Linked DNA regions of Mus musculus: region 1 is linked to region 2. The links are chromatin loops, found by intact Hi-C in ENCODE. Cell type or tissue: left cerebral cortex. All regions are shown on one strand. Each heading gives the region's core, and the rest is flanking DNA. Links, peaks and the distances in the headings are about the cores only. Region 1 overlaps Kcnj10 (potassium inwardly-rectifying channel, subfamily J, member 10). Region 2 holds the start of Dcaf8 (DDB1 and CUL4 associated factor 8).

Region 1 (16,345 bases), core at 5,355-13,354, 220 kb after region 2:
TTAGAAGCCCCTAATTCAGAGGCTGTAGTAAATCCTGCCCTGCCAATAACAGTTACCCTAGAGAAAGCAGTAATAAGGTCTTGGTTCAGCTTGAGTGACACTAAGCCCTCTGGGGTACAGAGAGGCAATATGAGCAAAAGTCCCGTGAGAGTTGGAGAGTGCTTCTGGCTTGCTATTAAATAAATGTCAGCCAGCCACCTCACCTTTCCAACTCTTAGCTCCTCTAATTCTGGGGATTTTTTTTTTCTTCAGCTGCAAAGTGCAATCATAATGATGTCTTTATTTGCATAAGGGCCTAGCAGATTTCACATACTTCATTTATCTCTTGTAATCCTGAGCACACAATCAAAGTGTATTGCCTCCTTAGATTAGGAAAGCGAGCCTTAGAGAGATTAAGAGATTGACTGAGGTTCCCATGACTCCTGCCTGACAAAGACCAGAATGACAAACAGTGGCGATGGAGAACAGAAGATTTTTTGGCTGTGACATTGGAAACACTGGAGGAAAAAATTAGACTCCAATTTTTAGCCTAACTCCATTTGAAAATGGGTTTCTGTATCACTGTGTTAGATTCTGAGGCTCAGCCGGAAAAAAAAAAATGTACCTTTATGAATCAGTGATATCTGGTGTGTGTGTGTGTGTGTGTGTGTGTGTGTGTGTGTGTGTGTGTGTGTGAAAATGGCTCATACAGCCTGTATCATTGACATCTATAGCCCAGAATCCATCCCTACATATCAAAATTAAGTCCTTATACACCTGGAACAATTAGATGAATATCAAAAGTACTAGCTTAAATATGTGCCTGAGGTAAAGTCTCTGACTTTGAAAAGCTGTGGCGCAATGTCTCTGGAGCACAGTAGGAGTCTAAATATTTCTGCCTGGGAGCCTGGAGCAGCCTGGGGCAGAGAGACCACTAGGACTAGGGAGGGGCCTTGAGGGGTGAAAAGATTTTAGAGCGAAGAGGGGTGTGGGAGAGAGTTGGGGCAGAGGTGGCTTTCCATGGAGAGAGCTGCAGGGGAACAGGTGAGGAGACAAGTGGGGGAGGGTCGGCAGTGTTCTCCATGGCAGAAACAGGAGCCCAGGGAGAAGGAGAAGCTTCCAGAGAGAGGCGGGGCAGATGGCGGTGGAGGATTCCGGGTACCATGTCAAGCAGTTTTGTCATGAAAGTTCAAATAATTCATTGAACAATCTCAAGCCCGTGCTGAATGATGGACCAGGCTGGGCTGTGGAGCTCTGAGGTAGCTGTGGGGTGGGGGTGGGGGTGGGGAGGAGAGTCTGCGTAGGAGGAACGGGGAGTCGCTGTACCATTTCAGGAGAAAGAGAACACAAGATTGAATGATGGGGACCTCAGAAAATGGGGAGATTCACAGAAAGGCAGAATTGATAAGACCTGGTGACCAATGGGCTGGGGAGCAAGAGAGACCAGATATCCAGCCTGGGCACTGAGTGAACGGATGACAAGTCTCTGAACAAGAGGAAAACACACGAAGGCTGGTGAGCTGGCTTAGTGGGGACCGGAGCCTGCAGCCAGGCCTGGATACCTGAGGAACTGCATGGGGGAGAGAGAACGAACTGACCCTTACAAGTTGTTCTCTGATGTCCACAGGTGTGCTACAGCACCCAGATAAATAAACGTAATAAGCTTTTAAAAAGAGAGGCAGAGGGAACCTAGGAAGTGAGATGTCAGTGAGAAACAAGACTGCATCTCTAGCCCTCCGGAACTCATGAAGAGCTTGTATGTTCGTGACCTCCATGTCGTTAGCCCCCCTTTTGCAGATGAAGGGGCAAGGAAGCTCAGAAACTCTAGTGATTTGCCTAGACTCTTAAAGCCTAGTAGCGCTACAGGTCAGGGTTTCTACCACACTTCATGCAATTGAAGCAGCAAACAAACAGCCAACAACAACAACAACATTCCAAAGAGTGTGTCAGGAAGGGACCACCTGTCATCAGTCTCCAATGCTGGGCTTGAGAACTGAGAAAACGCCCTTAGAGTTAACAAACGGAACACATCTCCGACCTTGGAGAGAACTTCCCGGTTGGCCCAGAGTGGCTGCATGGATCAAACAGAAGCGGTCTAAAGTTGTGTAGGTGCTTCCCCGAAGGCAAATTTTCTGCTCTCCTGAGGTGGTTGCTACTATTACTTGAATTGCTAGTGTTATTGAACCATTTCCTATAGATGCTCTGTGATCTGTTTAATTTTTAATTTGCAGTTACATGTAGTCCAACCTAGCTGCAAAAGGAGTGGGTTAGTGTGTGGGTAGAGGGTAGGAGACGCTGAGGGCACCCTGCCAGACTAGGGAGCCCTGCCCCCTGGTGGCCAGGACTTAAACCTGCAGCCTAGGAGAATGGTAGGTCAAGGCCAAACTTGAAGTTTGTAGTTTTGAAGTTCTCTCCCATCTCTGAGATGGGGGGTTTATCTGATACATAAATAAGTTTTATTACTTCAATCAATAGCATTAAACAGAAGTTGGACTAGAATCTATGGAGTTCAAGGTTAGACTGTGACTGATTTGAGATCTAAGGCAGAGGCGACCCACAAAGGAGAGATCTAGAACAGATATGTTGCTTAGCATCCAGTTTCTTCCTAACTCAACCTAGACTTTAGCTTTCCCCCAGTGTCCCTGGGAACGGTTCCAGTGTCTCATATCTTACTGATAGAAAATATAAGACGGGCTCTTGCTTAGTGGATAGAGTGCTTGCCCGGCATGCACAAATCCCCCAAACACCACATTAGTGGATTCTGCTCAACTGCAACCCTGGCATTTGGGTGATAGAGGCAAGAGTCATCTTTAGCCGCATTATGAGTTCAAGGACAGCCTGAACTACATAAGATCCTTCTCCCTCTCTCGGGGGGTGTCTTAGGGGGAATGGAGTTTTTCCTATTCAGTGTTTCCTGCTAAATCATTCTGTTAGTTGACTTTTCTGACTTTTCCATTGAGGCAAAGGAAGATGGGTTAACGACTCCAAGCAAATGTCCCGAGGTGAAGATTCACACGGGGCCAGGTTTGGAGACTCTCCGGACCATTGGAGCTGAGACTAATGAGGAGGCAGTGGTACAGCTCTGTCCTCAGTTGAACTCTACACGGTGCCAAGTCCTCACAAAGGACTAGTTTACTGAAGAGCTCAGGATGTGCAGTTCTGTAGACGCAGACAACAGCTAAGAGCAGATACCATGTCTGGACCACACAAATCAGGGAGGAAGTGTGCTGAAGGTGATGTGGGAGATTGAGAGGTACACAAGGAGGTCGTGTGCCACGGACGGGGTCATCCTCCCTTTTCAGCCAGGGACAGCGGGTTCTCTGAGATGCCACCCTCTGGAGTCCCCTGCAGGGAATGTGGTTCCCTTCCTGAAGGGGGTCAGAAGGCATTGTCTGGGGAACAAGCTGAAGGAAGGGCCAGGGGTCCTGATCAGCCCACACTGACAGACAGTGGTGGTGTCTAAACTCAGGAGAACATCTGACATGGCCTCATGTCTTTGTCCCTCCCACTCTTGACTGGAAAGCACAGGGCGGGTGGGGGTGGAGTGGGTCAGGAGGGCCAGCGAGAGGTCACAGACTCCCAGGAAGTACTTTGAAGGCTTTAAGCCTTCCTTCTGATCAAACTATGAGAACTTTCCAAACGTTGACACAAGGGAAGAAAAGCCTATTCTTCCCTGGGCCAGGACATTGGTGTCAGGCTGAGGCTAGAGGATAGGAGGGCCAGGGGGAAGGAGGCTCCAGGGTGGGGGACAGAGGCAGCGGTGACTCAGCTGGGAAGGCAGGCCCCCGGACACAGACACTGCCCCCTTTTCCCTCACCTCCAGATTTGTGTGCATCTGGCTCCATTTCTATTTGTCTGTTTTCACTGGGGAAAGGATAGGAGAGATTGATGAATAGCGACAATAAGCTTTGAAAGAGCCCACATCCAAGTCCATTCTTCTAACCTCGAGGACTTACATAACCCCGGGAGCTTTTCTCGTTACCCTTTCCTTTTCTACCCTCTCCTTTCTCTTCTCTTCCTCTCTTTCACTAAGAACATTTGGAAGCCCAGAAATACTTCTTTTTAGACCTAGCCACTTTCCCCCCAGGAGGTCTCTAAGATCACTATTTAAGTGGGATTTGGCATTCAAAGAAGAGATGATACGGTGGTAAGAGGGGCCTGAGTCGCTGTTTCCTTTGCCCAGTGGGAGGAATGGAACCAGACCTCATTAGCCGGATGGCAAGGTCTTTTGGTTTGTTTGTTTCTGAGATAGATTCCTTCTGTATAGCCCAGGCTGTATAGCCTCAAATTCACCATCCTCCTGCCTCAGCTTCTGGAATGCTGGCACCACAGGCATGGGCCACCATCTCACCAGATGGGGAGTTTTACAAGAGAAAGTGTCTTTCCTTTCTTCTAATGCAACAGAGCCAAACTGACTCAGCAGTCTGTTCTGAGTGACAGAGGACAGGAAGGTGTCCGTGAAGAGCCACAGGTGCCATGCTTTGGACTGTGTCGGTCCTAAGTAATGTAATGGTTTCATGTTATCCTACTGTCCTTTGCTTATACAATATTAAATATTATTTTTCTAAGATCTCTATAGTCTAGATCCACAGAGAATATGCTGGGGTGAATCCTGAGGCTACCGGTGTCTCTGGGTGCAGACAGGTGTGTGCTAGAGCGGAGGCATTGAGGGTTTGCTACAACCTCCTTCTTCCACAATGAAAGCTATGGCGGCTTAGAGAGCGAAGAGCTTATCCAAGTTCCCAGAGTCTGGAAGAGTGAAGACCAGCATTCAGTTGTCTGCGTCCCAGGGCAGTGCATTTTCCCAGCAGGCAGAGCTGGGTCAGTTCCCAGGCTGGACCTTACTCATCCTGTGTCCGACGATTTCACTTCATCTCCAGAACACGCCGCATGAACACATGCCTAGGACATTGATTTAAAATGCACATTATCTAAAGTTGACCTGCCCACGGGTTGTGTTGGTGGGCTTGTATTCGTTACAGAGCTTATTGCTGTGACCAAATAGCTGGCAAGAAGCAACTTAGGAGGAGAGAGTTTCGTTTATTCTATCTCTGACATTGCCAGTGCTGTATGCTCCTGTTCACTATTCTCCCCTCATTGGGTGCACTATCTTTTGGTTTTTCATACAAAACCCAATCGAATTTTGCCCATCCTTTAGACCCCGAGTCATCTCTCTCTTCTCTTCTCCCAAAGAGACATTTGGGCATAGCGGGAAAAGTTCCAATCCTGGCTGCTCTTTACATTTCCTGGTCCAGATGAAAACCATTACGGTTATATATGGTGGTTTGTAAATCATATTAACGAAATCATTAGTCATTATTAGTTTTTATTAATGTTATATTTATTATTATTAATAACAAAAACATAGTTAAAGTGTTAGTGCTCGGTCCCTCACCTACTGCACACTAGGTGCTTGGTATTAGTTATCCCCCAGTGCTCATCCCTTGGGCTACGGGCATCCTTCCCCTCCCTCACACATACTGAGCTGTGCATCCCTGGTCCTGCCTGTTTTATCATTGATTCCCACGTTAGGCTCTGAGGTCTTCAAGGAAAGGAATTTATATCTTTGTCATCTCCATAACTCCAGTGCTTTGTTTAGAATCTGGTACTCAGGAGATACTGAAAAGAAATTTATTAGACAAGTGCATGAAGACCAAACGCACACTGCACACGCAGTGAGCAGCAACATTACAGATTAAAAAAAACTTTGGGTTTTTTACTTATACTTATTAGTAATTCTAATGAACTATCTGGGGTTTCCATGTGTATGAGGGGGAAAAAATTCACAGGGAAAATCAAGAGAAGACACTAACAAGAAGGGAGGAGGAGAAGGTCCGCCAGGCCCTGGGCCAGAGTTCCATTCCTTGTACATAGAACAAAAGGTTCCATGGTCCCTCTGCCCTACTGTGCTGGCAGCATCTTCTTGTCCTCTTAGATGGGCCTCTACACCTAGAAAGGGCTGTGCCATCTTCTGTTCATTAATTCCTTTTCAAAATGCTTCCTGGGCCCTCTCTATGCATCACATAATTGTTAGCCATATCCGTTGACTTTATGTTGCTCTGACAAAAACAAACAAACAAACAAACAAAAACTTTACAGGATGAAACGTTCGAATTGTAGTTAGAGCTGTTTCAGTCCTGGTGGTTGCTCTTTTCAGTCCTTTGTTGCTCTTAGGCCAGTGGTGTGGCAGAAGCATCATGGTGGAAGCCTATGGAGGAAGAAAATTGCTCACTTCAGGGAAACGGGGGAAGTACAGAGGGAGGTTTGGGGGACATGATATGGTCATGCCCCAATGATCTGCTTCTAACTAGGCCCCACCTCTTAACTCCCAGTTAATCAATCCACTGATGAATCCAATCACTCACATGTCAAGTCTCTACCTCTGAACACTGCTGTGTTGGGGACCAGAGCCTTCAATACATGCCTTTTCTTGGGAGAATATTTGGTATCTCCATCACAAGATACTAGAAACAAGATATGGTAGATCTAGGTGCTTCCTTCAGTAAACTTGTTTTTACTCAATAGATACATATACCTGGCAAGTCGGGAATAGGCTGTGGTTTTCAGTGGAGGTTTTATGGAATGGGGGTCATGAACTCAGGTAGCGTGGAAGACAGAAAAAGGATAGGCGAAGGCAAGAAAGCAAGAAAGCCTGTATGAGCACAGAAAGGCTTCAACTACATGGCGTCCGTTTGCTTGAGTATGCCCCAAGAAAAGGGGAGTAGGAAACAAGGCTTGGAAGGAGGGTTGGCAGTGATCACATAACTCGTCAGGTGGAGACTAAGTCTGGTCTCTCTTTGGTCACCAGTGAAATACTTTCTTTGAACTGGAGAAGGAACTGGGACACATACAGTGTGATGAGAACGTGGTGCATCTGGAGTCAGAAGACCCTGATCGTGAATCCAGTTCCATGATTGACCGAGTCATATCTTGCTGAGCCTCAGTTTCCTTGATTATAAAATAAGAACGATGATTTTTTTTTCTTTCGGTGCTTGGGGTCAGACCCAGAGCCTCAGCCATGCGAGGCAGGCACTTTAGTCTTTCAACTCTGTCACCTCCCCAGCCTCGGGACCCTGATTTGACCCTCTCCTAGGAATGCCATGAGCAGGAAAGGTGCGCTCTTTGGAAAATATCAGATCAGCGTTCATTGGTTCATCATCAGAAGTGTAATGAAGAGTAACATGGTAGGGCTGGAGAGATGGCTCAGCGGTTAAGAACACTGACTGCTCTTCCGAAGGTCCTGAGTTCAAATCCCATCAACCACATGATGGCTCACAACCATCTGTAGAGCTACAGTGCACTCATATACATAAAATGAGTAACATGCTAACAATGTAGGATGAGTTACAGGGGGAAAAATGGAGATATGAGACAAATCGTAGGCGCTTCAGTGGCTCCTTAAGGCCCTGGAGGACGGGAATGAAGTAGAAAGAAGGAAGCATAGGAACACATCCACAGCACCGGGCTGAGGAGGAAGGAGAGTCTGAAGTGGGTCTAGAACTTGAGTGTGAGGAGCTGGGAGGGCCAAGGCACCTTTAATGATTTAGGGAACAGTGAGAGACTGTCTGCGGTTGGAAATGAGTGAGTTTAGTGCTCACGTGGGAAGCTCCTTCCACTTGGGTTGCTTTTGCTACAGAGTAAGCTCTGTCTTTGGGTTGAAAGGACTTTTTCCCCACGTGGTAGGTTTCAGGAAATGGTACCATTCATCCCCTGCCTTTCCACCTGCTGTCCCTGGTGTGGAGTTGAACCATCCTTTCTAGCCACCTAGAAAGATAATAGAACATAGTACACGTCAGGGCTAATTAATCAACTCAATTAAAAATTTTGAGACATGATTTCCCCGTAGCCCAGGCTGGCCTTAAATTTACTTCATAGCCCATGATAACCTTGAACCTCTGATTCTCCTGTCTCTATCTTCCTGAGACTGAGATTACAACTGTGCTACCATTCCTGGTTAATGCAGTGTTGGGGAATCAAGCCCAGGGCCTCCTGCATGCTATGCAAGCCCTCTGCTAATTTAACTCCCCTCCCAGCTCCCATCTACAGCGAACTAAAAGACCCACTCTCTTACCATGCTCCTGAAAAAAAAAGAAAGAAAAGAAAAAGAAAACAAACAAACAAAACAACCCAAAAGCAAACAAACAAAAACCCAGCAGACCCATACAAGGGCTAGCATTGACGTCTTTAAGCTGTCGTTCCTCTACTTTCTGAAAAAATCTGCAAGCATCTGCAACATCAGTCATGCCTGAGTGAACCTGGATCCCCTTCTTCCCTGCCATGGCTCCTCCTGAAGGGCTACATCAAAGCGGCAGCCTCACTCAGACCTGTCCAGACAGATGACGCCTTCAGTCATCTCCTCCTCGGTCTTCAAAACCATACTTGCTTCTGGTGAAACAGATGTAAGCATATTCCCTGGCCTTCAATTAAGAGTTCACAGATGGCAAACAACGGCAAATAAACACTGCAAAGCACTATGGTGTTAGAAAGTAGAAACTGGGCCAGGGCATGCTTAGAAAGTGCATGTCAGAAGGAGTAGGAGTCTAGAGAAAAGCTACTTCTTTGAGGGCCATGAAGGCATGCAAAGGCATCTCTAGCACTTGGTCCAGGCTTTGTCAGGTAGGCAGGAGGTCGTCAGACAGCCAGAGATGTGAGCAAAACAAAAGAAGCTCCAAAGGTAGAAAGAATCAGACAGTACGCTTTTCTGCAGAGCCGGTGTCTAAGGATGTGTGGAAGACTGTCAAGGGTAAGGACGAGGAGTAAGTAGAAGCCAGGGTTTATGGCACATGCTCTTAGTCCCAGCACTTGGGAGGTAGAGGTGGACAAATTCTCTTTAAGTCCAACCTGGTCTACAGAGTGAGTTCCGGGATAGCCAGGGCTACACAGAGAAACCCTATCTTGAAAAACAAAACAGAAGAGGAAGAGCAGGAAGAGGAGGAGGAGGGGGGAGAAGGAGGAGGAGGCAGTAGCAGGCAGTGGCGGCAGCAGTAGCAGGCAGAGACTAAATCATGGAGGATCTTGAATGCTATACCAAAGGCTTGCAGTTTATCTTCAAAACAATGAGGGACCTTGGCCAATTTTAGTCACAAGAACGGTGTCTTGTCTCATGAGCAATCAAGCACTCGAGAAAGGTTCTGATAAATCCATTCATTCCGAAGCACAAGTCACTGGCACAAAATAAAAGTGCTTGTAGGTAAGGAAACCCGGCTTTAGGGGAAGCTGACAGTGTGAAACAGAAGATAGGCACGGAGCTTGCTGGAGAAATGAACATCACTATCCTTTTGGAAACGAATTAGCTCACTTCTTAGAGGGCAAAGGTGGTAGATAGCCTAGTCCAATCTCACTGTTCAAGCTGTTCAGTAGAACGCCGACCCCAGTGCGCCGCTGGCACTGTTTTGGAGAAATTGCGCCCTCTAGAGGAAAAAGGATGTGTGGCTTTTGGTAGGGCAGCAACAAACCACTTTCAGAACTTTGGCTGGCTTTCTTTCCCCAGAGGCCAGGCCAGCTTGGGGGTGGAGTGTGCTGATTGTTTATCTGTTTCTGAGTCTGGCCACCCCTGAGAACAAAGTGGCCTGGCTGTAGGAGGTGGCATAACAGCTGGGAACTTTGGATAACAGCTGGAGGTGGCAAATACAAGGGCTGGCAATGGTAGACACAACAGTCAGAGGCGGTAAATACAGCAGCCAGAGGCAACAAAAAACTTAACTAGTAGCCAAAATCTAGTCCGTAGCCTCAATCTGCTCTCTCAAAGCCCCAGGCTCTGTCTTCTCTGTCTGGTTGAAGCTCCTCTGTTCAAGGAACCAGTTGTGGATCAGAAGCCAAAAGACCTGGGTTTGGCTTCCCATTTGACCACTAAATTTGCTTTGAGTGATTTTCTCTGAGCCTTAGTTTCTAACGTTGTCTTCTTTCCTGTCTACTTCATAGTGTGTGTGTGTGGGGGTGGGGGGAGTCAGATTACATATTTTATAAAGTAGTAACTAATCATGGACTTAGGAAGGATAAGCTAGGTTTTTGAGAGCCTCCATTCTTCCTGATAGGTAGAACCCCCTTTTACTACAAAGCAAGAATTTAGGTGAGAGAGATCCCTGAACGTTACCACAGAAAGCTCAGGGATAGAGCTGGGGAGAAGGAAGCAGGCACCCTGATGCTGCCCATAGGTGTGGCTGAACGCTTCATCTTTCTATATCCATTGAGAGCTTGTTTCGTAGATGGAGATGAACCCTCTGACAATACTGCATAACTTCTCCTTGAGCATCCGGGGACAGTATGTTCTTTCTAGGGACTCTTCCCATCTGTACCATCCTGTACAGTAGTGTTCTTTTTCCACTATAACCCTGGAATCTCTCTCCCTGGAGTTTGAGCACCCTGCTCCTGTTTGTTCTTGGAGCTCAGAACCTTCATCCATGCGACAAATTTTCAAGCCCAGTATTCTGTACACATGTGTTCTTTCTTTCAGACCACCTCTTGACAAAATCCATCCGTTCCCTTTATCCACTACCCACGTGATCTGGTCCTGATTTATGATGATGATGATGTATCTCGATTGCTGCTTGAGATGAACGGAGCAGAGTGGAATCAGTTACCTCTTTAGTTCAGGGACTTCATTCAACCAAAGTGGCTTAAGATTGTGTTGCTTTTTCGGCAGCCAAAATACGTGAATAACTCATACTGGATTTTTTTTTTCTAAAATGTTTAAGTCTCTCCTTTCCCCCCATGGTAATGTGACTAACTTAGATCTCCGTAGTCTTAAACTTTCTCAGATAATTTTTGGACTCAAGCACATACCCCCAGCTTTTATCCCTTTTGTTAGATTTGCCTCGCTCATCTGGTTCTTTTTGGATCCCAGTTCTGCCCAGCCCTTGCAACCTGTCCTGGGTTTGTGTCATCCACATGATTGATAGCCACAGTGTTCTCTAGTTTTGAATGGAATCAGTGTTAAGAGCATTGAGTAGGGCAAAATAAAGAATAAATCTCTCTGCTACATCAATAGAAAGTGAATTCTGGCCTACTGGGGTCTACTCACTAGCACCACTGAATTTTAAAAACCACCTAATTGTATTACCCTCTAGCCATTCTTCTCTATCTTATCCCCAAAGAGATAATGATAGATTTTTGTCCCAAAACTTGCTGAAGCTTTAGTTACACATTATCTGTATTTTGTTGGCTTGCCAATTTAATAACCTCATCATAAGAGGAAATTAAGTTACTTTGATATGACTCAATCTTAGTAAACCCACAGAGGGTTTTACCGAGAACTTTTCTTCTTGTTCTGTCTAGTTACACATAATCTCCATATTTTATCTGAGAATTTTTCTTAGGATCGCTATCACCTGTTTGTCTATATCTTTTGAAGTATATTTTATTTTTATTTTTGAAAATTGAAATTATATCCTCTCATCTCTAACTGTGCAGTCAAAAGTCTTATGTACAGGTTCCACATCCTTAAGAGTTTGAGGATCAGGGCTGGAGAGATGGCTCAGCAGTTAAGACCCCTGACTGCTCTTCCAGAGGTCTTGAGTTCAATTCCAAACAACCACATGGTGGCTCACAACCATCTGTAATGGGATCCGATGCTCTCTTCTAGTGTGTCTGAAGACAGCTGCAGTGTACTCATATAAATAAAATAAGTAAATCTAAAAAAGTTTGAGGAGCAAACATTCTTTTGTGCAGACTCTACCATGGTGTACACATGCACACACACACAGACACACACACACACAGACACACACACACAAGTTGTGGTGGGAAGTTGTTATTATTAGCACTTTTGAGTATTGAGCAGGGCTTTATTTAAATTCCAAAACTGAAATTATTCAGAGCTGTAGTGCTTCCTTCTTGCTTCAGAGGAACCAAGGCCATAGGGCAGTGAAGAGCACTGGGGGGTCTGGCTGAGTAGCAGTCTTCCGTGGACAAACACTTCAAATGGTCTCCGGGCTGGTAAAATGGGCAGGCTGGCTCTGGAGGTTCCCAGGGCCCTCATTCATTGGTGATCTTTGGTTCGGTTCCCTGCGTGGGCAGGAGTTTATGGACAGGCTCATATGACTTAGACTCTTCCAGAGACAAGGTAGTGGGAGAATGGAATGATGATGAGATGCAACGGTTCAGACATATGAGGTGGGGGTGCGATGGGCTGTTCCGATACCCAAAGATCCCCAAGTCCCAGAAAGCATCTGCATTCTTCTCAGGAGTTCCAGATGTCAGACTCAGAGTCTAAATGACTAAGTTTTTCTCTACTGGAAAAGTACAAAGTTACTTTTGGGGCAGGAATGCCAGGCACCTTGTATTATGTGAATGGTCTCCTCTTTCAATCCCTTGTCCCACTTTCTACTATCAGGACAAATAGGCATCTTGAATTTGAGCCTGTGAAGACATAGCTACTAACGACTATGGAGTCCACCCTCGCTTCATTCACTCAAGGCAGTTTTGCTGCCTACAACCCGGTGTCACCTCCAACCCATAGAGAGATGCCTTGGGGCTGGCGGGAAGCAGCAGCCTAGTGCTTCCTTCCTGCTTCCTGCTTTTGCTCAGACCCCGTCTGTGCTCTCTCCAACATCAGCCTAGACCCTGACCCAGATGCCACGTCTCCTTGGTAGTGCAAACAAATGATGACAGTAATGGTGGCAGTGAAGGAAGGAGCCTGGATGCCCGCAGGGTGGAAGGATGCATTCCTTCTGCCATTTTCTCCCCAGTGGCCATTGACTTGGGGTTAAGAGAGACAGTAGTGAAATTGAAGACACATACACATCTTAAGCAGTACTATCCTAGAAAGATTTCAGTGGGATATATTTTTTTTGCTTTAATGTTCATTCGAAGGGAGGGGTTTTTATTATAAGTTAGGTATCTCCACAGGAGTGGTTGTGTGGGTGGGTGGGTGGAGGTGTGGGAGTGGGTGTGCGTGTACATGGACACACACGTGTTCAATGGAGATCAGTAGAGCTCTCGTCCCTCCCATTCCTCCTTTCAGCAACCTGTGAACTTCTTTACTCTTTCTTCTCTGCTACACCTCTTCCCCAAATCACAGAGCTCATTTCACTGCATTGCATGTATTGCAATTATGTGTCTAATTCACATGGGTCTGCCGGGGTGGGGGTGGGGGTGGGTGGGGGGGTGTCTTAGCAGGAATGATGTTGTTTTCATGTTTGACTTATAGGACCTCACGCTGTCCCGGGCATTTAACAAGGGCTCTGCAAATATTTGCTAAGATCAATGCCATCAAAAGGAAGGTTAGAGGCTGGCTAGATGACACTCACGCAGCAAGGAAAGGCATTTGCCACCAGGCTTGACCACCTGTGTTCAATTCCCAGGGCCCACATGGCAGGACAAAACAAAAATCCTGCAGTTTGCCCTCAGCAGTGACACTGAAGCACCCCACCACCTCCAACATGAATGTAACACATTTTTAAAAGGACGTTAGTTAGTTTCTCTTCTCACTGGGTGGCGGCTAGGAATTAGCTGGATTTTGGCAATAACTTTCTATATGCCATTTTACTTCCTGCAGATGACGTCGGTCGCTAAGGTCTATTACAGTCAGACGACTCAGACAGAGAGCCGCCCCCTAGTGGCCCCAGGAATACGCCGGAGGAGGGTCCTCACGAAAGACGGCCGGAGCAATGTGAGAATGGAGCACATTGCTGACAAACGTTTCCTCTACCTCAAGGATCTATGGACGACCTTCATTGACATGCAATGGCGCTACAAGCTTCTGCTCTTCTCTGCAACCTTTGCAGGCACGTGGTTCCTCTTTGGTGTGGTGTGGTATCTGGTAGCTGTGGCCCATGGGGACCTGTTGGAGCTGGGACCTCCTGCCAACCACACGCCTTGTGTGGTGCAGGTGCACACGCTCACCGGAGCCTTCCTCTTCTCCCTGGAATCCCAGACCACCATCGGCTATGGCTTCCGCTACATCAGTGAGGAATGCCCACTGGCCATCGTGCTTCTTATTGCGCAGCTGGTGCTCACCACCATTCTGGAAATCTTCATCACAGGTACCTTCCTTGCAAAGATTGCCCGGCCTAAGAAGAGGGCCGAGACGATCCGCTTCAGCCAGCATGCCGTTGTGGCTTCCCATAACGGGAAGCCTTGCCTTATGATCCGGGTTGCCAATATGCGGAAGAGTCTCCTCATTGGATGCCAGGTGACAGGCAAACTGCTTCAAACGCACCAGACAAAGGAGGGTGAGAATATTCGGCTCAACCAGGTCAACGTGACTTTCCAAGTAGACACAGCCTCAGACAGCCCCTTTCTCATCCTACCCCTGACTTTCTACCACGTGGTAGATGAGACCAGCCCCTTAAAAGATCTCCCGCTCCGCAGTGGGGAGGGGGACTTTGAGCTGGTGCTGATCCTGAGTGGGACAGTGGAGTCCACCAGTGCCACCTGCCAAGTTCGCACTTCCTACCTACCGGAGGAGATCCTCTGGGGTTACGAGTTCACGCCTGCGATCTCACTGTCAGCCAGTGGCAAATACATAGCTGACTTCAGCCTTTTCGACCAGGTTGTGAAAGTGGCATCTCCCAGTGGTCTCCGCGATAGCACCGTACGCTATGGAGACCCCGAGAAGCTCAAGTTGGAGGAGTCATTAAGAGAGCAAGCTGAAAAGGAAGGCAGTGCCCTTAGTGTGCGCATCAGCAACGTCTGATATCCTGTTCTCTCCTCCCCAGCCCTCTGGCCTTTTCCTCTTCCAGTGCTCTGGGAAAAGGATACAATCTGGGTTCGCTGGAGAGACCCTGAAGCACCCACCCTCAACTTCCCCTTAGCCCGGTGGCCTGTGAGCAGTCGGGGCCTGCTGGAGCCCTTCCTTTTCCTCTCACTGTCCCCTTGTACCTTCCTCTACCACTACACCAATGTATATGACTCTTAAGCCAGCTTGGGGGAAAGAGAGGGAAGATGAGGCTGACATGGCTTGGAAGGCCGCAGCCATGCTTGGAGATTCACATTCAGAGGACCATGTGACTGGATGGATAGACTCCCCCCCAAACGCCCACCACTAGAAAATTTGATGGCTTGAGACTGGAGCTTCCTCCTTTTCTCTTCCATCTAGCTAAGTTCCCTGAGGCAGAACTCTCTCAGAGAGTCACTCTATGGGCTCTGCCCTCAGAAGTACTGGGATCTGAAATCAGTTTTCCCTGGGCTATCAAATCCTGAAGAAAGAAGCCAGAGTTTGTCATGGTGTTTTAATTTCAGCTGGTAACTCCTGACAGAGCCTGGACTCTTGGTCACCACCTAATTTTCCCTCTCCAGTTCTCAAGTGGATCTTCTCAGCAAAGCCGGTTCTCTCTCAGCTTCTGTTTCTGTAGAACTGGGGTTGACTCGAGAAACACAAGCAGCCACCTTTCCTGCACCCATCCTGGATTCTGAGAAATTCAATTTTGGAAATACTGTCTAATACTCTGGCCCTGTCCTTTGGGCAGCTCTGTCCTGAAAAGATATGTTTTAGTGTTTCCTGGGAATAGGAAGACCTTAACCAATGCTCTCTCTCTCTCTCTCTCTCTCTCTCTCTCTCTCTCTCTCTCTCTCCCTCCCTCCCTCCCTCCCTCCCTCCCTCCCTCCCTCCCTCCCTCTCTCTCTCTCTCTCTCTCTCTCTCTCTCTCTCTCTTTCATGGGCTGTCCTTGAATTTACTATGTAGACTAGGCTGGCCTTGAACTCACAGATACCTAGCTGCCTCCGTCTCCCATATACTGGGATTAAAGGCATGAACCACTATGCCAAGCCCCCAATGTTCTCTTGAATAAGTCCATTGCACATACCTCACGAAAATATCTAAAACCATCCAGATTACACTGTACCAGTTCCATTGCTTCCTTTTCTCCCACCCCAGACCTTCCCTTAACTCAACCTTTTGAAGTAAGAGAGGGAAACATGGTCATTTGCCTTTCTTAACATCGATCTATTAAAACTAGTCACAGGGCACAGATTCCCCAGGAAAGCTGAACCCACTTCTCAGATTTCCAGATTGCTGTACAGAGCCTCGGGGAATTTGTGATGTTTTGTTATGGTTTGGGCTGAGGCAGAACTCTGGCTGACAGCCACTATTTTGTTCCATCTCCTGGTGCCCTTCTGAGAAGTGCCAGCTATTTTATGAGGCAATGCTGAGAGGAGAGGAACTTACATTCTGATCTCTGCCATTCTGACACCTGGCATAAAATGATGAAAACCAGCGCCATCTCTCCTCTTTTCTGCCTACGGGCCAGTTCCAGGCAAATTACAAAGACAGCTTAAGATCACACCCAAGCCATTCCTAGTTCTCTGGTGAGGGTTGTGGCAGGGGTCATGGAAGGGCATTTGAAGCACCAGGTCCTGTCCTAGTGAGCTTTGGCTCCACTTGGGTACCCAGGAAACCTCGCAAGGTAGTTTGGCAGGAATGACGTA
Region 2 (16,345 bases), core at 4,394-12,393:
AGGGAGGGAGAATAGATATCTTACAGTTAGGTACTGATTTTCTACTGAAGCTCAGCGGCATGGGGGGAGGGGGAGAGAGGAGAAAGAATCCCTAAATCTAATTTCTTTTTGTTTCTTCTTTGAGCACGATTACTAACAAACTGCAAACAATCTCATGAATGGCCATCATCTGACCATGCCTCTGGGGCTTTAGCATTTATGCACCCTCTGAATAGTAGCCAAAATTCCAAATGTCACACAGTCCCAGAAACTATCTGCAGCTGGCAGAACCATGCCTCTGCTAGAGCATGAGGCAAATCATACTCAGCTGCTGCAGTCAGTCCAAAGCAGCCCCACATCTCCACACATTAAAATTGAATTAAAATTAAAACACATTCTTAAAATACCTTTATTTTTAAAGAAATCAAGATTCCAAATCGTCACTACACAGACCCAAGCCCAGGGACAGTTGGCCAGTACAAAATTATCTCAATGGTATTTTTGTGGACTTTGTTTTGGCTTCTTTAGATTGTTTTGATTTTAATTTTTGTGGGGTTTGTGAGTTTTTTGTTTCTTGCTCTTTTTGTTTGTTTTAGTGATGGGGGATATAAAGGTGGGTGGGTAGGCAAGTGGGGAGGATCTGGGAGGAGTTGAAAAGGGAAAACATGATTAAGATACATAAAAAAAATAACACCTTAGGGGTTAGTGAAATACCATGGCTTCCCAGAAACAGATCCTGAGGATCTGATGTAATCAATGGAGTTTTCACTTAATATATTCATAATATGAAGGTATTAGGAGATGACAAAAGGTTGGAGGGAATGGGGCTTAGCTGGAGGAAGTAGTAGGTCACTACCTATCCTTACATGTATATATCTACTTGGCTTCTTTCTCCCTGTATTATCCCATTTTCTGCTTCTTGTTAGCCAAGAACATCCTCCACCCCACCCACCTCCTGCTGTACTGCTCTGTCCAAGCGCAAGGAGCCATGCAACCAGTGGGCCAAATCCTCTGAAGTCCTAAGCAAAATAAGGCTTTCCTTCCAAAAACAAAAAAAAAGACAAATTAGGTGACTAACTGTAACCAGCTTGCTATTGTCACACCAGCCAAGTTATTAGGTTCAGTTGATACAAGTGTGGTCTATTTTATTAGGTTGATGCAAAAGAAATTGTGGTTTTGGGCTGTGAATTTTAAATCGCTGAAGGCTCAAACACATTAACCAAAGTAGGAACCATTACAACCAACATGTCTTCGCCAATAAGAAATGATTGTTTATTTCTGTAGCATAAAACTCTGTGCTTTGCCGGTTATGGTGGCGCAAGCCTTTAGTCCCAGCACTCGGGAGGCAGAGGCCAGCCTGGTCTACAAAGTGAGTTCCAGGACAGCCAGGGCTATACAGAGAAACCCTGTCTCAAAAAACCAACAACAACAACTCTGCGCTTTGGGATTTGACAAACAGACCTGTTTCCTTCACAAACCCTGTGCCTTTTTTCCCACTGTACCTCAGTAGAAGGACTGACTGCGTATTTAATTAAGACAACCCAACACATCCTTGCTTTCTCCATGTATTGCACTCTGTGTTCAGTCTGTTAGCAAGCTCACCTCCATGCGACCTGAAAGCCCTCAGTGCAGCCACCTCTGTACCTTGCCCTGCAATACAAGTTCTGCAGGTCTTTTATTCAATACCTTCCTAACCAGTCTGTCTGCTTCTGTTTTACCTCCCTGAGGGCAGTTAAAGAAATCAGCTATAGTGAACTTCTTCAGTTATAAATCAAATCGTGCCATTTTTATTCAAGATCTTTTATGACTCCCTAGCACACACCTAGAAGAAAATCAATTCTGTTCTTGGTCCATAAATTTGTAATCGATCTGAACCACCTGGCTTCCTCTGAAGCACACTGGACCCTTGGGGTCTTTGCTGATCCCTCTGGCTGGAACACCTTTTCCCAGCTGAGTGCGACTCACATTCTCACCTGAAGTCCTTATTCAGAGGACACCTCAGCAAAGGGGGCTCTCCAAACCCCTGTGGGAAAAGACCACATTCACCCTGTAATAGGAAACTCTGGGAATCTATTTTAACATTATTCCCTTCACAACAGTTTTCATGGCTTTATATTATTTTCTTTTTTTTTCTTTGCTCCCCCACCCACCCCCCAGGGCAGGGTTTCTCTGTGTAGCCCTGGCTGTCCTGGAACTCACTCTGTAGACCAGGCTGGCCTCAAACTCAGAAATCCGCCTGCCTCTGCCTCCCAAGTACCACCACTGACTATTTTCTTTTTTTTAAAAGAATTATGTATACGAGTACACACATGTACTCATACATGTAGCTGTCTTCAGACACACCAGAGAAGGGCATAAGATCCCATTATAGATGGTTGTAAGCCACAATGTGGTTGCTGGGAGTTGAACTTAGGACCTTTGGAAGAGTCAGTGCTCTTAACTGCTGAGCCATCTCTCCAGCCCCTATGATAATTTCTGAGTATCTCTCTCCCTGTGCTCCCAACCATGCACTAAAAAGCTCTGTAAACAAAAGAATCTCAGTTTGTTTTATTCACTCGATGCTGTAGTTCCAAGATCAAGGCCTCTCCTGTACGGTACAATAAATAGTTGCTGATTGACTGAAAGAATGAAGTTGGAAGACAGGACTTTAACTACTTTGCTCATTAGCCTTCTAGGTGAAGATTACATTACAAAGATGAAAAAGGGATAGTTCCTGCCTTCAATAATTTACACTCTAATAATATAGTTAGATTTAAAATATATAATGGAAGCCTAGATAGATAGATGGCTTAGTGGTTAAGTGCATTGTCTACTCTTCCAGAGGACCCAGCACACACATGGCAGTTCATGATTGTAACTCCAGTTTTGGGGGATCTGATGGCCACTCTGGCAAACTGCCCATACATATGAAATTAAATTAAATATATAATTATAGATTAAGTGCTATACAGTAAAACATCTTTTGAAAAATGATACAGACTGAGTGCAGTCATGTGCATCTGTACGCCAATATTGTGGCTAAAGCTGGAGGGTCACTTGAGCCCAACACTTGGAGGCCTGTCCCCTCCCTGCCTCTCTTCCTGTTTGTTTTTTGAGACAGGGTCCTGTATAGCTCACTTGAACTACCGATCCTCTTGCCTCCAACTCTCAAGGGCTGGAATTACAGGTGTGGGCCACCACACTCAGCCTGTGAGACCTCTTCTTGTGAAAATGAAAGCAGAACCAGGTGTGGTGGCACATGCTGTTACTCACAGTGTGCTGGAGGCAGAGGCAGGCAGATGGGTCTCTGAGACTCCAAGGCCAGGTGGAACTACACAGTGAGACCCCGCCTCATAAATAAAGAAATAAAGAAATAAAAGCAGAGTTGGTATCCGTAGATAACTATGTGTTATACCAAAGTGCCATTTGTATAGAGACCTGACTTAGGAGAGATGCAGTGTAATAAACATAGCTGAACATTGCAAGGTAAAACACTGAGCTGGAACATAATATGGTACTCCTGATAGCAAGAAAGGTAATGAGGCTAGAGCAGCTCCAGGCAGCATGGGAAGAGATAAAATCAGAAATAAGATAGGAACCAGATAATGTAGAACCTTGGGAGCTAATTTTGGTTTTAAAAAAAAAAAGATTTAATGCGTGGTGTTTTGCCTCCCTCCATATATGTCTGTGTGCCATTTGTGTGCAATACCTACAAAGCCAGAAGAGGGCATCAGATCTCCTGGAACTGGAGTGTGTTAGCTAGTATGTTGGGTGTTGGGACTTGAAACAGAAGCCTCTTGAAGAGCAGTTAGTGCTCTTAACTGCTGAGCCATCAGTCTAGATAATTTTTTTTTTTCTGTTTTCACCCTTTATTTGGAAAACAGGGCAACATTTAAGTTTTAGATTTTTTAAATGAATTAACATGGTAATAAAAAGTATGGCCTGAATTTGGAGAGTAAGTGGTTTTCCAGTTTGGGGTGCAAGATCATCTCCAAAGGAGAAGAGAACACATACTCAGTGAGCCACCAAGGGGTTGGCTTCCACTCACTGAGGGCAAGCAGTGCAGTCCAGGCTAACCATCCATGATCTTTGTCACAGCAAATCAGAGTCTCCAATTGTTCAAAGTAACTGTAGGTACAAGACAGAAAGCAACTCCAGACTGGCTTATTAATTGATCTGGATGACTATGAAGTGTCCCCCATTCCTGAGGTGCCAAAAATCTTCAGAGTGACTGTTGGAGCAGGGAACCTTTCATGTGCTCCCAGTTGTTATACAGTGCATAGAGACTGGTGAGTGTCAGTCCTGCCAGGCCACCGCGTGCTATTCCTCGAAGACCACCTGTACATTTATACAACATCCCGGTCATGGTTCCAGCTGCTACTGTGTTGAGGTCATCTTCTGCACCCCGTGTTTTCTCAATGATAACACCAAAAGCACTATAGAGCAAAGCCAGGGAGCCTAGAGTATTAGCCCAAAGTGCTCCTTGCCTAGTCACCATATTCAAAATCTGTACATTTCTTGGTTTGGACCAGGCCATGCTCTGGGTTTCCTTCAATCCTAAACGAAGACCGTTCATTGCCCCGAATGCGGCCCCTGTCATGCAACATCCTCCAATGGTAAAGAAAGCTAGTTCAAATCTGCCTCGGGTTTTATTAGCTCCAGTTGGCAAAATAAATTCATCAGTATCCTGAACGAGATAGCGTGGATCCACATTTAAATAAGGAGACAGGGGGTTCATACCAGTCAGCGGGACGCCGGCCAAATCAGCGTTCGAGTAACCCGCTCCTCCGGCTCCGAAGAAGCCAGCTAACCCGCTGGTGGATTTGTTGCTACTTCCTCCGCCACCTTCCATGAGGTCGCAGCAAACGGCGGTGGGCTCGCCACCACCTCCTCAGGCCGGGGACGTATGCTCGGCCCAGTCTAGATAATTTTGACTTTCGTTATGTGATGAGAAAGTAATGGATGTTTTGGGTAGGGGACTATGACCTGACTTACATCTTAAAAGTCACTCAGCTGCCTGACGTTTGCTCGTATGAGGGCACTAATGGAGATAGACAAACTAGCTGGAGTAGTTACTCTCCAAATGGCTGGACAAATTATGTGAGTGAAGCACTGATTTCAGCTTAGAGTTTGAGGGGACATCATTCATCATGATGGGGAGAGCGCGGCAGCTGGAGGCTTGCTGGACACATTGTGTTCAGAAACAGTAATAAATGCTGGTACTCGATTTACTTTCTGTATATTCAGCCAAGCCCCTCAGCTTATGGAATGATGTCACCCACAATTAGGTGGGTCTTCCCACCTCAATTAGCCTAATCTAGGTAATCCCTCACAGGCATGCCTAGAGGCTTGCCTGCTAACTAATTATAGATCTTGTCGAGTTAACAGTATTAATTACCACATGTCTACTTCAGCAAGTAGTCAACAAGAGACAGCTTGGGATAGAATGTATCTGGCAATGGAGCTCAGTTTATAGAGTGCTTGCCTAGTATCCACGAAGGCCTCAGTTTGATTCCCAACAACGAATAAAATCAGACATAGTGGCACATGCCCGACCCTCGGGAGATGGAGGCAGCAGTTTCAGAAGTGAATTTGAAGCTATTCTGAGCTACTCTCGTTCCTGTCTCAAAACACCTGGGAGGAGGGGAATGGTATTGGTATGGGGTAGAGTTGAGGAGTCTGTACTTAGTACCTTAACCTTCTGGTTAAAAGAAAGAGAGGCCGAAGACGTAGTTTGGTTGTTAGGGTACTTGTTCAACATGCCCAAAAGCCCCGTGGCTCCACCTCCAGCACTGCATAAACCAGCAATGGCGATGCTTCCCTGTAATCCCGGCTCTGGAGGTAGAGGCGGGATACAGCCTGGGATGCAGGAGACCCACCTAAAACATCTTCAACAACCTTGGTGTTCTGAGTCACACCAAAGGAAACAGCGCAGGATGAAACTTGGCCTTGCAGGCATCAGGAAGAGTCAGCCTCTGTGGACTGAGTACTGAACATCTGCCCAAAAGTATGTTTACTGATTGTTACACAAGTTGTTCTTTTTTTTTTCCGGGGCAGGGGGGAATAAATTCCTTTATACTAAAGACCCTAAAAAGCTCTATGTTTCCTGAAGAAAACCACCCTACAACTCTAGTCCTTACTGTGTACTGTTTGCAATCCTCGATAATGCAAGGTATTGCAGGTGTGCCAGGACCATCTTGTGACCCAGAAGTCACTGAAAGACTGTAAAGCTCCTTCAGAAGAACAACCCCATAGATGAGAGAAAGCACCTCGGTTTTCTATAAGGATCTTTTTCAAGGTCAAATTACTTCCAAAAAAGCCGGGAAGTGGTGGCGCACGCCTTTAGTCTTGGCACTTGGGAAGCAGAGGCAGGCAGATTTTTGAGTTCAAGGCCAGTCTGGTCTACAAAGTGAGTTCCAGGACAGCCAGGGCAAGGAAACCCTGTCTGGAAAAACAAACAAAACAAAACAAAAACATTACTTCCAGGAAAAAAAACTCTTCATTCTGATGTCTACCCTAAACAGTGAAAAACAATTATTTTATTCTACTGCCTACCCTGGATATAATGATCCTACTAGATTTTTCTGCTACAAATAAGAATGCTCCAGCCTGCTAGCTAGGAGTAATCTGGAATCCTAGAATCCTGGTTAGGTTTCCTTTAGGTGTCAGCAGAAAGTAGTGTACAGAGGTTACCTAAAACCAGCAACCTGCAGAGTTATGTGGCGTATCCATGTTTTAGCTGTATTTTCACAACAGCTAAATTATGAATAAACCTAGATATTTATCAACAGATGAATGAATTAAAGAAAATATAGAATATATACACAATAGGATCCATCAACTATGAAGAATGAAATAGTATTTGCAGATTATAAACAACATAAGTTAGACTCAGAAAGACAAATATGGCATGTCCTCTCCCATATGCAGAATCTGGATTTAAGTTCATGTATACATATGTCTATTAATTACACACACGTATTCATATTTAACAACAAAGTAGACAGGAGACTGAGAGGCAAGGAAGAGATATAAAGAGAGTTGAAGGAAAGCTAAGAAAAGAGAATGGAGTATACACTAGTCACAAAACTTAGTGGTAGTTATTGGAGGAAGGTAACCAAGAAGGGGAAAATGAGTGGGAAGGGGGCCATGAAGAAACAGGCATGACACATACATATGAAAATGCCACATGGAAACCTATTGCGTGTGTGTGTGTGTGTGTGTGTGTGTGTTGGGGATCGGGGAAGGACTTATTCTAGCCCCGAACTTACTATCCGTTGTTCTAGGTTGACCTCCAACTTGTGTATATCCTGTCTCAGCCTCCTGAGTGCTAGTTTGTAACCTGTTAGTTTGTATGCTCATTTAAAAAATTAAACTCTGCAGCGTTGAGCGCCTTTAATCCTAATCCCAGCGCCTGAGAGGCAGAGGCAGGTGGGTGATCTCTGTGAGATCTACAGTTCCAGGACAGCCCGGGTAGAAAGATCCTGTTTCAAATGAATAAATAAATCCTGTTTCTAAGCCGTGTCACTCCCACCCCCAGGTGTGGGGATCAAACTTTTAAAACTTTTAGACCCTTAGGAAGCATTCCAACATCCCCAAACCTTAGTGACTCTTTTAAACAAATGGACAAATGGGTGCTGGCAGAAGGCCTCTTAAGAAGCCATTGAAGGAAATGCAGCTTTGAGCCTGAAAGGAGAAAGGGGTTTTTCTTTAAACAAGGAAACAAACAAACAAAAAAATATGGCAAGAATTAGAACCTCAGGCCTGGAGGACACCTAGAAGTTTGCCTGCCAGAGCCTTTGGAATGAGGTTCATTTTCCGGCACAACTCCAAGGAGCCCCTAGATCGCATGTGTTTTGAATACCAGGAGACAAGCCATCACTCTCAAAGTACGAAAACAACTTGACTCCTCCGCCCCGCGCACGCGCCCCTCGCGGCTTCGGTTGGCCCGAGGCTCCGCCCCTTGTGCGGCCACCGGGAGGGTTGGGAGCCCAGAGCTCGCGGGACCGCTCTCGCTCAGTCTCCTCCAGCACAGCGTCGCAAACCCCGCCGGAAAGCGTGACGGCGCAGGCGCAGGCGCGGAGACCCGAGACGGTGGTGGTGGCTGCCGCTGGCCAGTGTAAGATGGCGGCGGCGTTGGTGGCGGCAGTGGACGGGGCGGCTGGGCCTGGAACAGTCGGAGCATCCGCTGGCAGAAGGATGACCCTAGATGGGAAGCGGGCTGCCGGGCCTCGCCAGCTCCCGTGCTTGTAACTGCCCCAGCCGGACGCCCTCCCCTTGACCTACCGGGTCCGTGTTTCGTCCGGCTCGGCCTGTTCCCCCCTCTCCCTGACCGCTTCCCCGCAGGACAGGCCCGATCCCTTTCCTAAAACTCCCGGACTTTAAGTCTTACTCCCCTCCTCCGAGTCGGTGCTGGGAGGACTCGTCCTCTGCCCGGGTCGGTCCACGGGGTTGCCCCCTAGGGCCAACCCCATGACTCACAGGGGCTTCTCGTTCGTCCGGTGACCCATTCGTAAACTCTCATTTCTCCCTTTATAATTTGGGGACCCGGCTCTGTTGGCGTCTCCTAGTCACTTCAGGGCCACCGCGCAGTGTGCCCCCTTCCCCCATCCCAAGATCTCAGGCCCAGCACCTCGTACGGAAGGCCGAGGTCCAAGAAACTGGCAGTCTGTTCTTGAATGCTTTGTGATCTAGTTCTCTTAATGTACTTCCCCTCCCCGTGTCCCGAAATCTTTTAGGACACCTTAGAACGGTCCCGCTTGGTCCTTATTAGTTGGAAAGCATCTGGCGGCTTGAATTTCTGACTCATGATTGTTGGTGTAGTCTGTAAACAAACCCGCACTAGAGCGATCACATTCTCCCGCGGATTCTCCCCTCCCCCCCCCTGCTCCGGAGTTTGCTTGAGACGGGTGGTTTGGTTTAAGAGTTGAAAAGATACAGGTTTTCCTCATAAGTGACTCTTTAGCCTTGGTGGAGCTGGGAGATAACTTTGCCTGGCGTTTAAATCTTGTGTTAATCCTTTGTGTTTCCATTACGGGCATGGGTTTTGTTCAGTAGTCAGAATTGAGTTAGGTAAGTTGTTTTGGTTTTAAATAGTTGTGAGGAGACTTTAAAAAAAAAAACATTAAAGTGTGGTCATAAATATTTTGGCTACTTTCAGAAGAGACGCCTTTGCCATGTAAACTTTCACTTTTCTCAGTTCTTCAGCGAACCTCCAGACCAGTTTTCTCAGGATCTTGGGCCTGACTTCGGTCGGCGATAAAAGCAGGAAGGTGAGTGGCATTGAAGGCGTTTAATTCCTCAATTCAAGACCCTTTCCTCATGCGAAAGTGCAGACCGCTAAACTCAACAATTGTTACCCCTGTTTCCGCAAGTTTGGATATTGTTAGCAGCTTTGTTACAATTTTGGTTAAATTTCTTACAAATTTAATTGGCTGTATTTTGACCTGCTGCCCGACACTGTTGTTGTGTGTCTTCAAATGGCTTAAGCGTCGAGTGAGCAGTCTGCACCTCGTTTTCTATTCCCCCGTTATTTATTTGCATTGTGTTTTGTCTTCCCGTGGATCTTGTCTTAGACTGTTAAAACATAGAGAACTGGGTTGCCTGAATTCTGTTTAGCCTTTTGTCAAGTCAGATCTGTTCTCCCAAACCCAGAACTTATCATCCATGCCATCTGGAGAGTAATTAACCACTCCTGACTAAAAGCTAGGATCGAAGAGTGAGCCTCCATTTAGTTGGTATCTAAGTCCAGTTAGCCTCAGAGGCACAACTTTTCAAAAGGTAGTGGGATTTCTTTTCTTTCTTTCTTCCTTTCTCTCTCTCTCTCTCCCTTCCTTCCTTTTCTTTTCTTTTCTTTTCTTTTCTTTTCTTTTCTTTTCTTTTCTTTCTTTCTTAAAAGCAGTTCCTTTTGTAGCTAACTTGCAGATTATTGGTCAGTAGAAGAATCATGTGCTTTCAGCAACAAGGAGAGGGAGCCGGAACACAGTTGTCAGTATGGTTCCTACAAGGCTTGTAGATTGCTCGTAGCAGAGGGTAGGACTGTGCTTGAGACTGGCAAGACTTAGTAGAGAAGCCCCCTGACTCTTTAAGGTAGGTTTGACCAATCCTAGTACCTTTGGGATTTGTACTGGGAAAAGTTTGAGAGTGGCTATGCTAAGTTTTGTTCCCCGTGGTGCTCAAAACTAGAAAATGTTCATTATGAAGTAACATAAAAACTTTGAATGCGGATGCATGTATGTAAGATGTAAGAGTAAGCTTTTACATTTTAATTTGGTTTTATGTCTGGGTGTTTTACCTGCATGGCTGTCTGTGCAACGCTTGCATGACTCATGCTGGAGACGATCAGAAGAGGGTCTCAGATCCCTGGAACTGAAGGTATAGGTAGCTGTGAGCTGCCATGTGGGTGCTGTGAACTGAATCTGGGTCCTCTGCAAGAACAGCCAGTACTCTAAAACAGTGAACCATTTCTTTCTTTCTTTCTTTCTTTCTTTCTTTCTTTCTTTCTTTCTTTCTTTCTTTCTTTCTTTCTTTTTTCAAAGATTTATTTCATTTATATGGGTACACTGTAGCTGTCTTCACACACCAGAAGAGGGCACTGGATCCCATTACAGATGGTCGTGAGCCACCATGTGGTTGCTGGGAATTGAACTCAGGACCTCTGGAAGAGCAAGCAGCCAGTGCTCTTCACCGCTGAGTCACCTCCAGCCCCAGTGAACCATTTCTTCAGCTTGTTTATTTGACTTTTGAGACAGGAACTCACTTTATCCCAGGCTGACCTGAAATTTATAATGCACACCAGGCTGGTCTTGCAAACTTGTCTCACCTAGCCTCCTAAGTACTGGTGTACTGGTGTGAGGCACCAATCATAGGTAATACATAACAGGTGTTTGCTTTGTACCCATCTTTCTATTTTGTTTGTTTTCTTTTAAGAACTAGGGCCTAAGAGCCGGCTGTGGTGGCGCACGCCTTTATTCCCAGCACTCGGGAGGCAGAGACAGGCGGATTTCTGAGTTCAAGGCCAGCCTGGTCTACAAAGTGAATTCCAGTACAGCCAGGGCTACACAAAGAAACCCTGTCTTGAAAAACAAAACAAAAACAACAACAACAACAAAAGAACTGGGGCCAAGGCTGATGGTGGTAGTCCATTAGTCCATGCCTTTGATCCCAGCACTTGGAAACAGATGCAGGTGGATCTCTGATTTTGAGGCCAGCATTGTCTACAAAGTGAGTTCCAGGACAGCCAGAGCTACATAGTGAGACCTGTCTCAAACAAAGAAACAAAACTTGGGGTTTTCAGGTAAACTAAGCAAGCTCTCTGCTGCTGGGCCACAGCCTCTGCCCCTCAGATTCATGTTTAAGATTTATGTGCCTGTGTCTGTGTGGGGATGGATGTATGTGAGGGTAGTGCCTGTGGAGGCTAGGACAGAAGAAGGGACCAGATCCTTTGGGGCTGGAGTTAATAGTTGTGAACTGTTGTGTGGCTTCCAGAAACTAAACTCAGAGCCTCTTCGAGAGCAGTAAGCACTTTAATTGCTGTCCCCTCAAATTCAGTTTTATTGTTCATATTATTTGTTTGTTTTGTGAATGTCTTGTAGGATGCCTTCTAAACCTGATTTCTGAGCGTCAGAATAGGAAATGTTTACATATGTGTATTTCTAAATGCTTTTGTTGTTGTTGTTGTTTTCCTTCCCTGAGACAGGGTTTCTCTGTGTAGCCTGGCTGTCCTGGAACTCACTCTGTAAACCAGGCTGGCCTCGAAAAATCCATCTGCTCTGCCTCCCAAGTGCTGGGATTAAAGGCGTGCACCACCACTGCCCATCTCTAAATGTATTCTTAAACTAAATGTCAATTATTTCTTTGTTGGTTGGTTTCTTCCTCTTGGCCTGTTAGCATACCTTACAGAGTATGGTCTCTTTCCTTTCCCTTCTGCTGTAATGGCCACTGGTGCTGCAGCTAGCCACTGAATGCTTAACTTGTGCTACCAAGAGAGACACATTTTTTTTCCCAAGATTATGAGCTCAGAGGTGAGCCTCACCAACAGATTATTAAGAATGTGACAAGGGCTGGGCAGTGGTGGAGCACGCCTTTAATCCCAGCACTTAGTGGGCAGAGGCAGGAGGATTTCTGAATCGAGGCCAGCCTGGTCTGGTATTTCAGAGAGTTCCAGGATAGCCAGGGCTACACAGAGAAACCCTGTCTCGAAAAACAAACAAAACAAAACAAAAAGTGAGAAGGAAATGCTCTTGTTTTTTAACATGAATCAGGGCTAGGAATAAACACTCATCTCTTCTTCTCATGGTTACACCATCTTAAGACAGTTCAGGTAAAGAGTTTTAAATCTTTTTGTTTTGTTTTTCTTTTATATCTGTTTTGGAAGAGTTGAGGGCTCATAAGAGTTGAAGTTTTGATGACAGGACAGTGTAAAGGCAGTGTCATTCACATCAGTGAGGGGAGGGCTGATTAGCTTTTGTCCCTGTCATCCAGGGGACAGATTCTCTGTTGTAATGTCAAGACTCTCGGCAGTGCTCGTGAACTAGGCGCTGTATTTTATGAGATCTGCTTTTTGTGTTTCATGAAGAGGGTGGAGGAGAAAAGGAAATATGTTGGAAGAATAACTTAACTATTCCTTACTGCCTTGTGTACTGGATAAGGACAGCCCACCATTCAATCCCCAGACTTTCAGGAAAGATTTCAGGTGGCATCTTTATATGCATTGAACCTTTTTTTTTTTTTTTTTTTTCTGAGACAGGGTTTCTCTGTGTAGCCTTGGCTGTCCTGGAACTCACTCTGTAGACCAGGCTGGCCTCGAACTCAGAAATCCACCTGCCTCTGCCTTCCGAGTGCTGGGATTAAAGGCGTGCACCACCATGCCCGGCTGCATTGAACCATTCTTAGTCTGTGTATTACAACTGTAAAATTCTTGTCTCTCTAAGGCTATTTCAGAGTTATAATTATTGCCAAAGAACAAGGAGTTTTTATTGTTTTTTTTTCTCTCTCTTTAAGAGTCCCATGTAGCCCAAATTGATCTCAAGTTCAATATATAACTGAGGATGGCCTTGAACTTCTGCTCTTCCTGTCTCTACCTTCCTCATATCATCATAAGCATGTATGCCATCCTGGTTTTATTTACGTGAGACAGGGTCTCACACTAACTCAGCCTCATCCTGAGCTCACTGTGTAACTCAGACTGGAGACCTCACCCTGCGTATTCTGATTCAGTCTCTTGAGTGCTAGGATTATAGGCACGGATGACTACACCTGGCTACGTTCCTGGTCTTTAAAATCAAGTGACTAGCTAAACCATGCTTTCAGAAGACTTCCTACTGTACTGGTTTTGCTGTATAAAAGTTATTCTCACCATGTCCAGGAAATAGCTAGATTATGACAAAGCCACAAGGGTCCCAGGTACTGGGTGTTGTGACATACACCTTTAATCCCAGCAGTCTGGAGGCTGAGGCAGGAGAGTTGTATGGATAGTCAGAGCTATGAAGAGAGACCCTATCTGAAAAGGGATCCAAACTGAAGCTTTTATTATATAACATTGGCATTAGAAGGGTGTTTAAATTTGTTTATTTATGGAGTTGGCTTTTCAGTCTTTGAGATTGAATCTTTCTTTTTTTCTTTTTTTCTTTAAGTAGATTATCAGCAAGCAGAGATAATCTGTTACTCAACTCCCCCATTTAGAACTCAGGTACCCGAGTGAATCAGATCCGTAGCTTGCAGGTCTTCTAACCGTTCGTACAGTAGGCTTCTGTTATTTGGAATTTGGATTTTTTTTCTTGTCAACCATGGAATGAAGATATTAATTGGTAAAGTACAGAATTAAGCAATCCGTAAGCTTTAAATTGTGTGCTTTTCTGAGCTGAAAGATGGGATTTACCCCAGCCTTTCTGGGACCTGGACCATCTTTTTGGGTGCTGTGTCTAAGCTGTCATCACTAACCATCTCTTAGTCACTTTCCCCATTGTCAGGGCACCTGTGCTACTCACATTAGTGTGCATGATAAGTAGATGGCACTCAGTGCAAGGATAGTGATGCCAGCAACTCCGGCTACAAGAGCAGCTGTAAAGGCCTCCTTTAAGTGAAAAGACAAAAGTTCCCAGTAAGGGGAAGGTAGGTATATGCCTGTGATACCAGATACTCAGAAGCCCAAGGCAAGAGAATTTTGAGTTAAAGGCCATCGTCCCTCAATTCTCTCTCCCCCAAAGAAAAGAACAAGAATCTTATGCTATAGTTTCCAAGATGTGCAATAAAGTATTCTCAGAGAGAAAACTTACATTGGTATAATTTTTTTTTAAAGATTTGTAGCCGGGCAGTGGTGGCATTCCTCTTTATTTCCAGTACTTGGGAGTCAGGGGCATGCAGATCTCTTGAGTTTGAGGCCATCTTGGTCTACAGAGTGAGCCAGGACAGCTAGTGTTAAATGGAGAAACCCTGTCTCTAGAAAATAAGAAAATACTTTTTGCTATGTTCATGTGTGTTGTGCAACAAATGTTTTCCTGGGAAGAAACAGCATAGGCCTTACTCAAGCATACCAGCCAGGGGAGCCCAGTCTTGTCTCAAACTACTTGAGAGTAATCTTGAACTTCGAACCTTCTAAGTGCTGCAGTTACTGGCGTGAGCCACCAGTACAGACTTGACTGAGTTAACTGAGTCCTAGTGTTTTATGATCTTTGATGGGGAAGAGAAAGGCTGGCTCCTTGAATAAGAGTGAGTCACTTAGCTGGGCACAGTGGCACACACCTGTTCTCCTAAATCCGCACTCTGGAGGCCAAGGCAGACAGGAAGTTGAGGTCAGTATATGCTACATAATAAGGCCTTGTCTCAGCATCCCCCCCCCCATGTCCCCCCTCAAAATGGCTCCCTAGGTAATTCCATGAGAATAGCTTTTCACTCTCTTTTTCGGAGGAGGGGAGGAATTCAAGACAGGGTTTCTTCTGTATAGCCCTGGCTGTCCTGGAACTCACTTTGTTGACTTATATTGGCCTCGAACCCAGAGATCCGCCTGGCTCTGCCTCTCAAGTGCTGGTCGTTTCCACCAGCGTCTGGCCTAATTTCACTCTTAAGATCTTTTCATAGAATACATTGTCTTTGTGTTTCTTTGAAATGGTGGAAGAGGAAACATGAATCATTAGAAGTCTTTTTTTTTTTTTTAAAGATTTATTTATTTATTATATGTAAGTACACTGTAGCTGTCCTCAGATACTCCAGAAGAGGGCATCAGATTTCATTACAGATGGTTGTGAGCCACCATGTGGTTGCTGGGATTTGAACTCGGGATCGTCAGAAGAGCAGTCGGCGTTCTTAACCACTGAGCCATCTCGCCAGCCCTCATTAGAAGTCTTATGTCCTTGACTTCCCTTACCCTTTCTGTTCACTCTTGCTTTCTAGAAGGATCCTAAGAGTCTTGCCTCAGATTTCCTCTCTTAGCATAGACTCCCTGGTACTGATTGGGTGGGTTTTTGTAAGGTTCAGTTCTCAAGGTATTTGGGCTTGAACTTTCTGTTTAAATAATGTATAAGTCTGTATATCTAGCTCTAATTTATTTCTTCCCAACATTAAACTCTGTTTTTACTTACTCTGTGTGATGTGTATATGTGTGTGTGTGGGTAGACGCTTGCCATGATGGTATGTGAACGCCAGGGACTGATTATCTCATTCCACCATGTGTGTCTTTGGCATCCATCTTGCCAGCCTCTAGTTTATAAGTTCCACATCTACTGCACTGGTTTTCACTACCTTTGTCATCTGTCAACTGGGTTTAATCTTCTGGGTACCAGCTTGTCTCTTGTCACTTTGTTTTATAACTGTTTATGAAGCCTAATACTGTCTGTCCTATAGTGTTTGTCACGGCTCTTCCTTTGTATTTCCACGTGCCACCAGTCCAAGACAGGCTCTCAGTGAGTACATTGGCTTTAAACGTATTTCTCCTTTCATTTCAGACCGCCTTGCTTTTGATACAATAACCTCCCTGATATATCTATCTCACACTCATGTGTGCATGCACGCACACACACACTCCCCAGACCTACGCTCTTCTTTGTTAGCCTCCTGCTTGACCAGCTCTTCATACATTTAGCTAAAGCATATTACACATTTTTCTCAATTTATCAGGTTTGTAACTTCCATTTTATTTTTCCTTGTGGGCTGTCAGACTGTCAGTCATCGACATCTTCCTGTGCTTCGACTCTGTCTTCCTCCTCTTTGAAATGTTATTCTGCCTTCAAAGTACCTCAAAAGCTTGTTTTTCATGGAAGCTTTTCCTTTCTTCTCAAAAGTGAAATAGCACTGTGCTTTCTTTAATGGTAACATTTTATTTGTTTTTATTTTCTTTTTGAGACAGGGTCTCTCTGTATAGCCCAGGCTGGTCTCAAACTTGTGACTTAAT

Evidence for each region. A loop is a pair of places that touch in the nucleus more often than their neighbours do. Peaks named below come from ENCODE experiments on the same cell type or tissue, not always from the same donor. Only the 100,000 strongest peaks of a DNase experiment are listed, where the experiment ranks them.
Region 1: a loop joins it to region 2, with 2.9 times the contacts of the local background. A loop is called at or near these places in 1 of 42 quality-filtered maps.

The regions. Positions count from the first base shown.
Region 1 is chr1:172,355,447-172,371,791 of GRCm38, forward strand. Kcnj10 (potassium inwardly-rectifying channel, subfamily J, member 10) reads left to right here. Exons shown (of 2, transcript NM_001039484.1): 2 at 13,475-16,345. The coding sequence starts at 13,475. The coding sequence ends at 14,614. Among named protein-coding and RNA genes, the nearest start is that of Pigm, 13 kb to the right of the region's middle. In left cerebral cortex, for the core only: a CTCF peak has its summit at 9,388 (motif pointing left); a DNase peak (open chromatin) is centred at 9,395.
Region 2 is chr1:172,140,092-172,156,436 of GRCm38, forward strand. It overlaps Dcaf8 (DDB1 and CUL4 associated factor 8), which reads left to right and starts at 7,924. Exons shown (of 14, transcript NM_001357204.1): 1 at 7,924-8,247; 2 at 9,158-9,230. It also overlaps the pseudogene Gm10171. In left cerebral cortex, for the core only: no CTCF peak of the experiment used is centred there; DNase peaks (open chromatin) are centred at 7,401, 7,964, 8,638 and 9,427; H3K4me3 peaks cover 2,366 bases; H3K27ac peaks cover 1,807 bases.